Linked DNA regions of Mus musculus: region 2 is linked to region 1. The links are chromatin loops, found by intact Hi-C in ENCODE. Cell type or tissue: heart. All regions are shown on one strand.

Region 1 (4,000 bases):
AGAGAGGGGCTGTGTTACCAAGGAGATAGAATGCCTAGGCAAAGAATTTGCTTGGGATGGGGTTCTGAAAGCTAAGGCATCTTTTCAGAGCCCTGACTGAGACACCGAACAGTGAGCAGTGAGTGCACACACACATGAACATGTGTATGCATGTACACACACACACATGCCATGCACACCACACATCACACATGCCACACACTTCTTTTTCCTTTTTGTCATGTGTCTGCATGCGTGATGAACATATGTGTGTGTGTACATGCATGCACATGTTCATGTATCTGTATATGTTGTATGTGCATGTTTACATGCATGAGGGTGTACCACTGTATGTGAGTATATGTGCACATGTGCGCAAACACATGCAGGAGTACAAGGCTGACATGGGGAGTCGTTCTTGCCGGCTCTCCATATTATTTAGTGAGGCAGGATTTCTCAGTTGATCCCAGAGTTTGCCATTTTAGCTAGTACCACTAGCTAGCTTGCTCTCGGGAATCCCTTGTCTCTGCCCTTCCAAGAGCTAGAATTGCAGATGGGCCGTGTTCACCTAGCATTTGGGGGAGTTCTGGGAATTCAAACTCTAGTCCTCAAACTCGTATGGCAAGCACTGAGCCATCTCCACAGCCCCTCGGGACCATATGCTTGGGCCTTGAGGGAAAACAGATTCGGATTCATGTCTGCAGGGCATAATGCTAGGAAAGTCCGTGTGGCCCTCTCCCTTCTGGTTCAAAATGACATCAGCTAGAACTGCTACTAAGGAAAAAGATACACAAGGGGGTACTCGCCCATCAAGAGCATGGCACGAGTTTATGATGCTAAGAATTTAGAATCATCTGTCTGCAAACATGCAAGATCCTTTAAAAAAATCATACCAAGTGTACTGGCTAGTTTTGTGTCAACTTGACACAGCTGGAGCTGTGAGAGAAAGGAGCTTCAGTTGAGGAAATGCCTCCATGAGATCCAACTGTAAAGCATTTTCTCAATTAGTGATCAAGGGGGAAAGGCCCCTTGTGGGTGGGACCATCTCAGGGCTGGTAGTCTTGGTTCCATAAGAAAGCAGGCTGAGCAAGCCAGGTGAGGCAAGCCAGTAAGTAACATCCCTCCATGGCCTCTGCATCAGCTCCTGCTTCCTGACCTGCTTGAGTTCCAGTCCTGACTTCCTTGGTGATGAACAGCAGTATGGAAGTGTAAGCCGAATAAACCCTTTCCTCCCCAACTTGCTTCTTGGTCATGATGTTTGTGCAGGAATAGAAACCCTGACTAAGACACCAAGGGAACTCTGAGATTATCCAATAAAGCAGAGGGCCAACCCCAAAGGACCCCCAGCTGTGCCTCCATGTTCTCTTGTTCCCTCAGAAATTCAGACATGATACTGGTCTTATACATTCATATTGAAGTGTTGTGAACGTGTGTGTGTGTGTGTGTGTGTGTGTGTGTGTGTGTGTGAGAGAGAGAGAGAGAGAGAGAGAGAGAGAGAGAGAGAGAAAGAGAGAGAGAGAGAGAGGTCAACATCAGATGTGATTCCTCTGAACACTGCTCACCCTCTTGAGGGGTACAAAGACAGGCTTTCCCACTGGCCTAAACTCTCTGATTCAGCTAGGTTGGCTTTCTGAACCGAGAGACACAGGTCTGTCTCCCAGCACTAGGACTTTAAGGGTTCACCAACCTGCCTGGCTTTTTAACTAAGCATTGCCCACCCCCCACGCCCGCCCCACAGCCAGGGACCGTGCATATTAACCATACAAAGTAGCACAGAAAAGGACACAGGAACTTGCCTCTAATTCCCAAAGCGTGGAGCCTGCCAGAGACAAATGGCGAAGGCTGTTTGAAGGCTGTTTTAAAGCTAATCTGCTTGCCCCTGTGTTTTTGAGTTGTTCATTTGAAATGTGCAATTACCTGTCATCATGGGAGAATCTCAACATGGAAACACTCAACAGGAGCCGAGGCAAAAGAAACCTAAGAAAGCACAGATCTTAGACATCAAACAGACAGTAATTCTCCTGGTCCTCCTGTACAGTCTTACATGCCACCCGTGAGTAAACAAGGCTCTGCCTGTCACTCTGTCATTTGTGACACACGCAGTCCTCTTGATTTAGAAGTCTTCAAAGCAACAGTGTCCTACCACAAAAAAAAAAAAAAAAAAAGTAACAAAGATCACAAGTAACATTCCCAAAGTGTCTCTCTAAATCCCTTCTCTGAGCCTTCAATTAAAGGAGAGGGCCGTCTGGATGGCCGAGGCTGCAAGTTCAGCATGCGGTCATGGGGTGAGAGCAAGGCGCGCGCGTGCGCGCACACACACACACACACACCTACCTGTACACACTTATAACCTGTGATTTATAGAGTTTAAGAAACTGGAAGAAACATCCTATTAAATAAAGGTTGTGTGAGGTATGTCAAAATACAACACAATCTTTTCCCTAAATGGAACCTTCTGGTTCTTTGGGCTTTAAAAGATAAGCAGTTGCCCTTTGTCCAAGATTTTGACAATTTTGAACCTGCTCATCCACATTTAAACCTCTGGGGGGCAGTAGAGGTTCACAGTTGAAATGATACTCTGTGTGTGTGTGTGTGTGTGTGTGTGTGTGTGTGTGTGTGCTTGTGTGTGTTCATTAAGGTGTGTGTGTGTGTCCACATGTCTGCGGTGTCTATGTGTGTGCACCCGAACATGTGTGCACATGTGTATTTATATATGTGTGCATGCACACAAGTGTGTCTGTGGTGTGTTCACAGGGTGATATACCTAGCAGTATGTAAGTATGATGCATTACAGATGTCCTCATGTGTGCTTGTGTGTGGAGCAAAGGTGGGTCAGGTGGTGGATGGCCTCAGAGCTGCAAGCAGCCTGTGAGCTGAGCTGACAGAGCTCAGGAGAGCCAGAAAGATCATGGCTTCTAGCCAGTGCCATGTTGGCCAGAGCCAGATGCCTTGCAGCAAGGCAGTCTAAACAGCAGAACCCAGGAAAGTGCTCTCTGGAGCTCACTGGAATGCGCTTTTCATCCAGGGACACTTTCTTGGGGAGCAGGGGAGAGGTGGTGGGCTGGGAGTTTTTCCTTACCCCCTTCTATTGGCCCGCCAAGGAGAACTGTGTCTTCTATCTCTGAGACCACAGATCCTCCAGCTGTTTGCAGGGGAGAGATAACTGACCTTAGGCTGAGATCTTGTGAGGGCCACCTACCCTGGGCAGAACAATGCAACAGCAGCAGAGCCGCCCCCAAGCGGCCTCTCTCTTGGAGACTGTGGATGTTGATTGCTTTGTTGAGCTTCTTCTGAGAAGACAATGGGGAAAAGAAATCGGGCTTTAATCCTTTCGTCTGGACCATCTGATAAGAAGGTCCAGGAAAGGGGCTGATAAAGAAGTTTGCAGATTACAATGAACAGAAGAGAGAGAGAGTCCAGGCAGCCCCAGGTGCTGACTTCTGTGCGGACCTGTGGAGCCCCTCCTTCATTCCTCTGCAAGGCCAGACTGCACTGCCGACTTGGAGAGCCGGAGGAGAATTAAACGAGACACTCAGGGTGTCTGGGAAGGCTTTGTACTCTAAAGTGTGGGTGTGTTTCTACTGCTGATATTGGCAATGCCTGACAAGGCTTCCTGCTTTGGCCTCCTTCACTGAGAGACCAGCTCAAGCTTCTGTTCACTCCCTTTAATGGTCCTGGGGAGCTCAGACTACACCCAGGCTCTGGACAACTTGGCCAGTCCTCAGATAAAGGACTGCAGGAAACTTAGGAGAGCTTAGCCCTGGAGCTCTGGTCCCACCCAGTCTCACCCAGTGGCCTCTCTTGTTCACAGGAGTTCATTGGCAGCCTCAGGCTGCTAGCTGGGTCCTAGGGCCTTTCTGAAGGTGAGACAAGGCGATCAACCCCAGCCCTGACAGCTGGGCGTCAACACTTGCAGTAAGGGATAGGAACACAGAGAAACTTGCCCTGGGGTGGCCCCTGAGTCCTATTCCTACTCGTTTATTTATTTGGAACCAGGGAGACAGCGTGAGCTGGGGCGCAC
Region 2 (4,000 bases), 320 kb after region 1:
GTGAGCTTTGTGAATCACAGTCCAAGCGGATGTGAAGAGTGAGTGAGCACTCTCTGGCTTTGTCTGGATTCTAGGTCACTCGCAGGCTTTCCTGTGGGCTTGCTCACCTGACTTATCCCCAGGGCTGGACCAGGAAACCCTCCCCCCCCCCACCCCTATTCCCCAAGCCTCTGACCTCAGCATCCACCCATGACTCATCATTTCTACCTGATTCCAGAACTGGGACTTGAGCAGACAGCATGCAGAGGTAGGTGGGACTCTGCCTGTCACACACATAGGCCTGGCTTGGTATCTCCCTTCTACATCACTTAGCTTGAAATACAAGCACCTACTGTGGCAGACCAGCACAAGGCTCCAGCACATCAGCACAGACAAGAACGGACTCCTCCAGCCAAGTATCACAATCTCAAGCAAGTATGGAAGGAGTCAGTTTAAAACAAAATAAAAAATGACTCAGTGTAGTGAGGTGGGGGTCGGGAGGGTGGTTTGGCAGGGGAAGGAGAAGAAGAAACTTCCACCTGCTTTCACACCACAGGAAAGTAACTTTCCCCACCAATTCATTATTGCTCCATGCCTTTTCTCTCTCTACCCTTTTCTGTCTAGAAAAGCAACTTCCTCATCTTAGCCAATTGGAACACTGACACTCAGTCGAACTTGGTTTGCCCGATTCTAAGAAAACGCCTGCTAAGATCTACATATTACTAAGAAATCACTAAATACTAAGAGTTTTTGTTGTAGTTTTGTCTCCTGACAGCAACGACAGAACTCGAAGAGTTTGTTTGCTCCTGCAAGGCTGACTGTCTGTCCCTACAGGGAAAGTGGAAGAGGGACATTAGCCAGTTCACAGTCAGGCTGTGGAAGGCAGGGCAGAGAGACTGGAAAGCTTGAAGCTCACTATGAGCATGTGACAAGTGGGAGCCAGTGTCAGTTCCATGTCACAAGTGAAAGCATGGGACAAGTCAGGTGAGCGAGCCCACAGGAAAGCTTGCAAGTGACCTAGAGTCAGAGGAAAGCCAGAGAGTGCTCACTCACTCCTCACATCCGTTCCGACTGTGATTTGCAAAGCTCACCCATGCGCTACAGCCAATATCCATCTTAAATCTGTTTCCAATGCCAACACAAAATACCCAAAGCTGGATGTCTGTGAAGACTAGAGGTCTGCTTGCCTGAAGTTCTGGATGTGAGGTGTCAGGAGCATAGTTCTGGCATCTGGTGAAGTCTTCCAAATGCATCAGGTATTGCTCATGATGCAGAACTCGGGCCAAGTTCAAGTCCCTCTCCCCTGCTGATAAAGTCCTAGTTGATCCTGTGACCCCATCTGACCCTTGTCACTTCCCAAAGTCGCATCCCCAAGCACTGTGAATATATAAATATGGGATCATGGTTCCAACATGGGATCTTTTAAGGTACTTAACCAAACCACCTCAGCCCTCCTTGAGTGGAGAAAAGAAACATCAACTTTGTGACATACAGGTGAGAGACACATTTGTGACAGGGGTGAGAGTCAGGACTTCCCTGACCTCCTTTCCTTGACCTTTCTGGGCAGATGTCTAGTTAATCATCTTCAGGGTAAGGCTTCAAACACACCAGGTCCCTTTTCCCAGGGAAGCGCCAGCCAGCTCTGTAGGGTCTTCTCCTCTTTCTTCCTTTGTCTGTGTGTGTGTGCGCGTGTGTGTGTGTGTGTGTGTGTGTGTGTCCATGTACATAGGTGTATGTGTGTGTGGATGCTTATGCGCACATGCATATGGGCACATAGAGGTCAGAGGTCAATGTCAGTTCTCAGGCATCATCCATGGGGTCTTTTTATTTTAGTGTGTCCGTCTGTCTGTCTGTCTGTCTGTACATGCTATAGCATGGATGTGACAGAGAACAATGTGTGGGACTTGGTTCTCTCCTTCCACCAGATGGTCTTACAAGGTTTGATGGCAAGTGCCTTTACCCACTGAGCTGTCACACTAGCACCCACCTTGTGTGTTGAGACAGGGTAGCACCCCGACCCAGAAGCTCAAGGCTCTCCACGTTTTTCCATCCCCAGTACTAGAGTTGCAAACTCTACCTCAGCCAGCTTTTTAATTTTGATATGAGTTCTGGGGGTTGAATTCTGACCTTCCTCCTTGTTGCTGGCTGAGCCGTCTCCCAACCCCATGTCTCCTTGCCTCTGCAGTCCAGTGTTGAGCATCTTTATTCTGGTGCCCCTCAAGTACCCACAGGTCTTCTGACTTGTTGGGAATAAATCACCTTACAGTGGCCTCCTCCTCTCAGATGCACAGCCATTCCACTGTCTACAAATCCCATTGAGAAAGGCAGTAGTCCTTTAGGAACACAAAGCAGCGCCCTTAGGACCTGCCAGACTCCTTGGGACTGTGGGCAGGTGCCATCACCATCTTTGAAAGCAGGGTTTCTGTGAAATCCTTCCCTACTCAAGTCAGCTTGCAGGCTGGAGAAATGCCCGGGGCTCTACCAAAGATCTAAAGGCTGGTCACACCAGAGGGAGCTGCTACGTGGGACTTGCTCTTGAATGTCATATTTAAATGTACCAGACTTTTTGCAGGATCTGCCCGTGAGCATGCTTGCACTTCTTTCAAACTGAGGGGGGAAAACCTGACTGTAGAAATAGCTTTGGAGTTGTTTCCTGGTCTGGGGTTGAGACCTGACCAGAGCTTGCCAACCTTTCTGTCTAAATGGTATCTGTTGATCACAGCCTCGATCAGCAAGCAAACTCATCTCCCTGGACCTCCTTAGGATTGGTGAGACTCAGAGCAGTACAGATACATTGACTTGAAGGAGATGCCCTAAGGCTTGAAGAGTCACCGTGGGTTAGATGCTACAGGCCAGCTAAGCACAGGGGAGCCTAAAGAGACTACTCCTCCAGTCTCCACAGCAGGAAATGGGGAGGAGCCCAAGGGAGCCTCCCTAGTTGGTTCTCCTTCTGAGCTTTGCTGGCTCCTGTCCTCAGGGCTCAATACTAACCAAACAGGTTCTCCAGTGTAGGGCTGGGAACACCCTGTTCTGAGCTCTGTCCCAAAGGGTTTTGAGTGCTCAATCTAGGTCTAATGTGTGGGTGGCACATCCTTCATGCGTCCCCAACCGTGACCTGGAGCATGCCAGGAGAAGAAAGTCACCCTCTATAGGGGTTAAACTGAGCTAAGTTATTGAAGCCAGAGAAGAAAAGCTCAGATGGGGGATGGGAGTGGGAGGGAGGGACCTTCTCTGCATTCATCTTGAGAGAGAGGCCTCCAATAGAAAATGCCAGTCCCTCATCTTTGAAGGGTCTGAACAGATCAGATATAGACTACACCCCTAGTGGGGACCCTAATCCATCTTGCCTCATTCATTGCTCAAGTAAGGCAATTTTGGGGAAAGAGGGGTGACAATGCAGATTGCCAGGCTCAAACCTACCTGACTCTTTACTAAGGGGTCCCATAAAGCCACCTCTAGGAGTTGTGAACTATACCCCCAGGAGGCTGGGGCACCCTTCCTAGGGCTGAGAGAATAAAGCCTAACCCTTGAAACATTGAAGTCAGGGGTTAGAGTTCAGCTTGGTTCTGACCAGTCAGAGCCTGAGTCCTGTGGGCCATCAAGCATGGTGCAGGGTTTTTGGTTGTTTGCTTGCTTGCTTGCTTGCTTGCTTGCTTGCTTGCTCACCCATTTTTTCCAGCAGCCTCTACTTTCTCTCAAGGCTGTCCCTCTGCCTTGATTGCCCTCTGGCTACCCTCATACATTCCCATCTCCCCAGCTGTCACATTCTGGATTTCCAAGCCTAGCTGACAACCTTCCCCTACCCCACCCCCACCCTGAAAGTCACTCCTTCCAGTAAACCCTGCTCAGCTCAAGGCTGACTCCTGCATTTCAAAACCCCCCATCAGCCAAAAGTCACTGCACACCTGGTGGCCTGGTCTGGTGCAAGCACTCTGTTCCTCATACCTGCAGCCCGGCTTTTTGCACCCATGGGTGCTAGGATGCAAGGAGCACGTGCAGAAAGGAGAGTCCACGTTTTTCT

Evidence for each region. A loop is a pair of places that touch in the nucleus more often than their neighbours do. Peaks named below come from ENCODE experiments on the same cell type or tissue, not always from the same donor. Only the 100,000 strongest peaks of a DNase experiment are listed, where the experiment ranks them.
Region 2: a loop joins it to region 1, with 2.3 times the contacts of the local background. A loop is called at or near these places in 1 of 42 quality-filtered maps.

What each region holds. Positions count from the first base shown.
Region 1 is chr13:52,222,390-52,226,389 of GRCm38, reverse strand. Gm33041 (a long non-coding RNA gene) reads right to left here and starts at 3,522. Exons shown (of 4, transcript XR_382371.3): 1 at 3,430-3,522; 2 at 3,179-3,269; 3 at 1,897-2,118. In heart, a CTCF peak has its summit at 2,478 (motif pointing right); DNase peaks (open chromatin) are centred at 2,879, 3,819 and 3,909; H3K27ac peaks cover 1,287 bases.
Region 2 is chr13:51,905,287-51,909,286 of GRCm38, reverse strand. No RefSeq gene overlaps it. Among named protein-coding and RNA genes, the nearest start is that of Gadd45g, 61 kb to the right of the region's middle. In heart, no CTCF peak of the experiment used is centred here; no DNase peak of the experiment used is centred here; H3K27ac peaks cover 178 bases; H3K27me3 peaks cover 971 bases.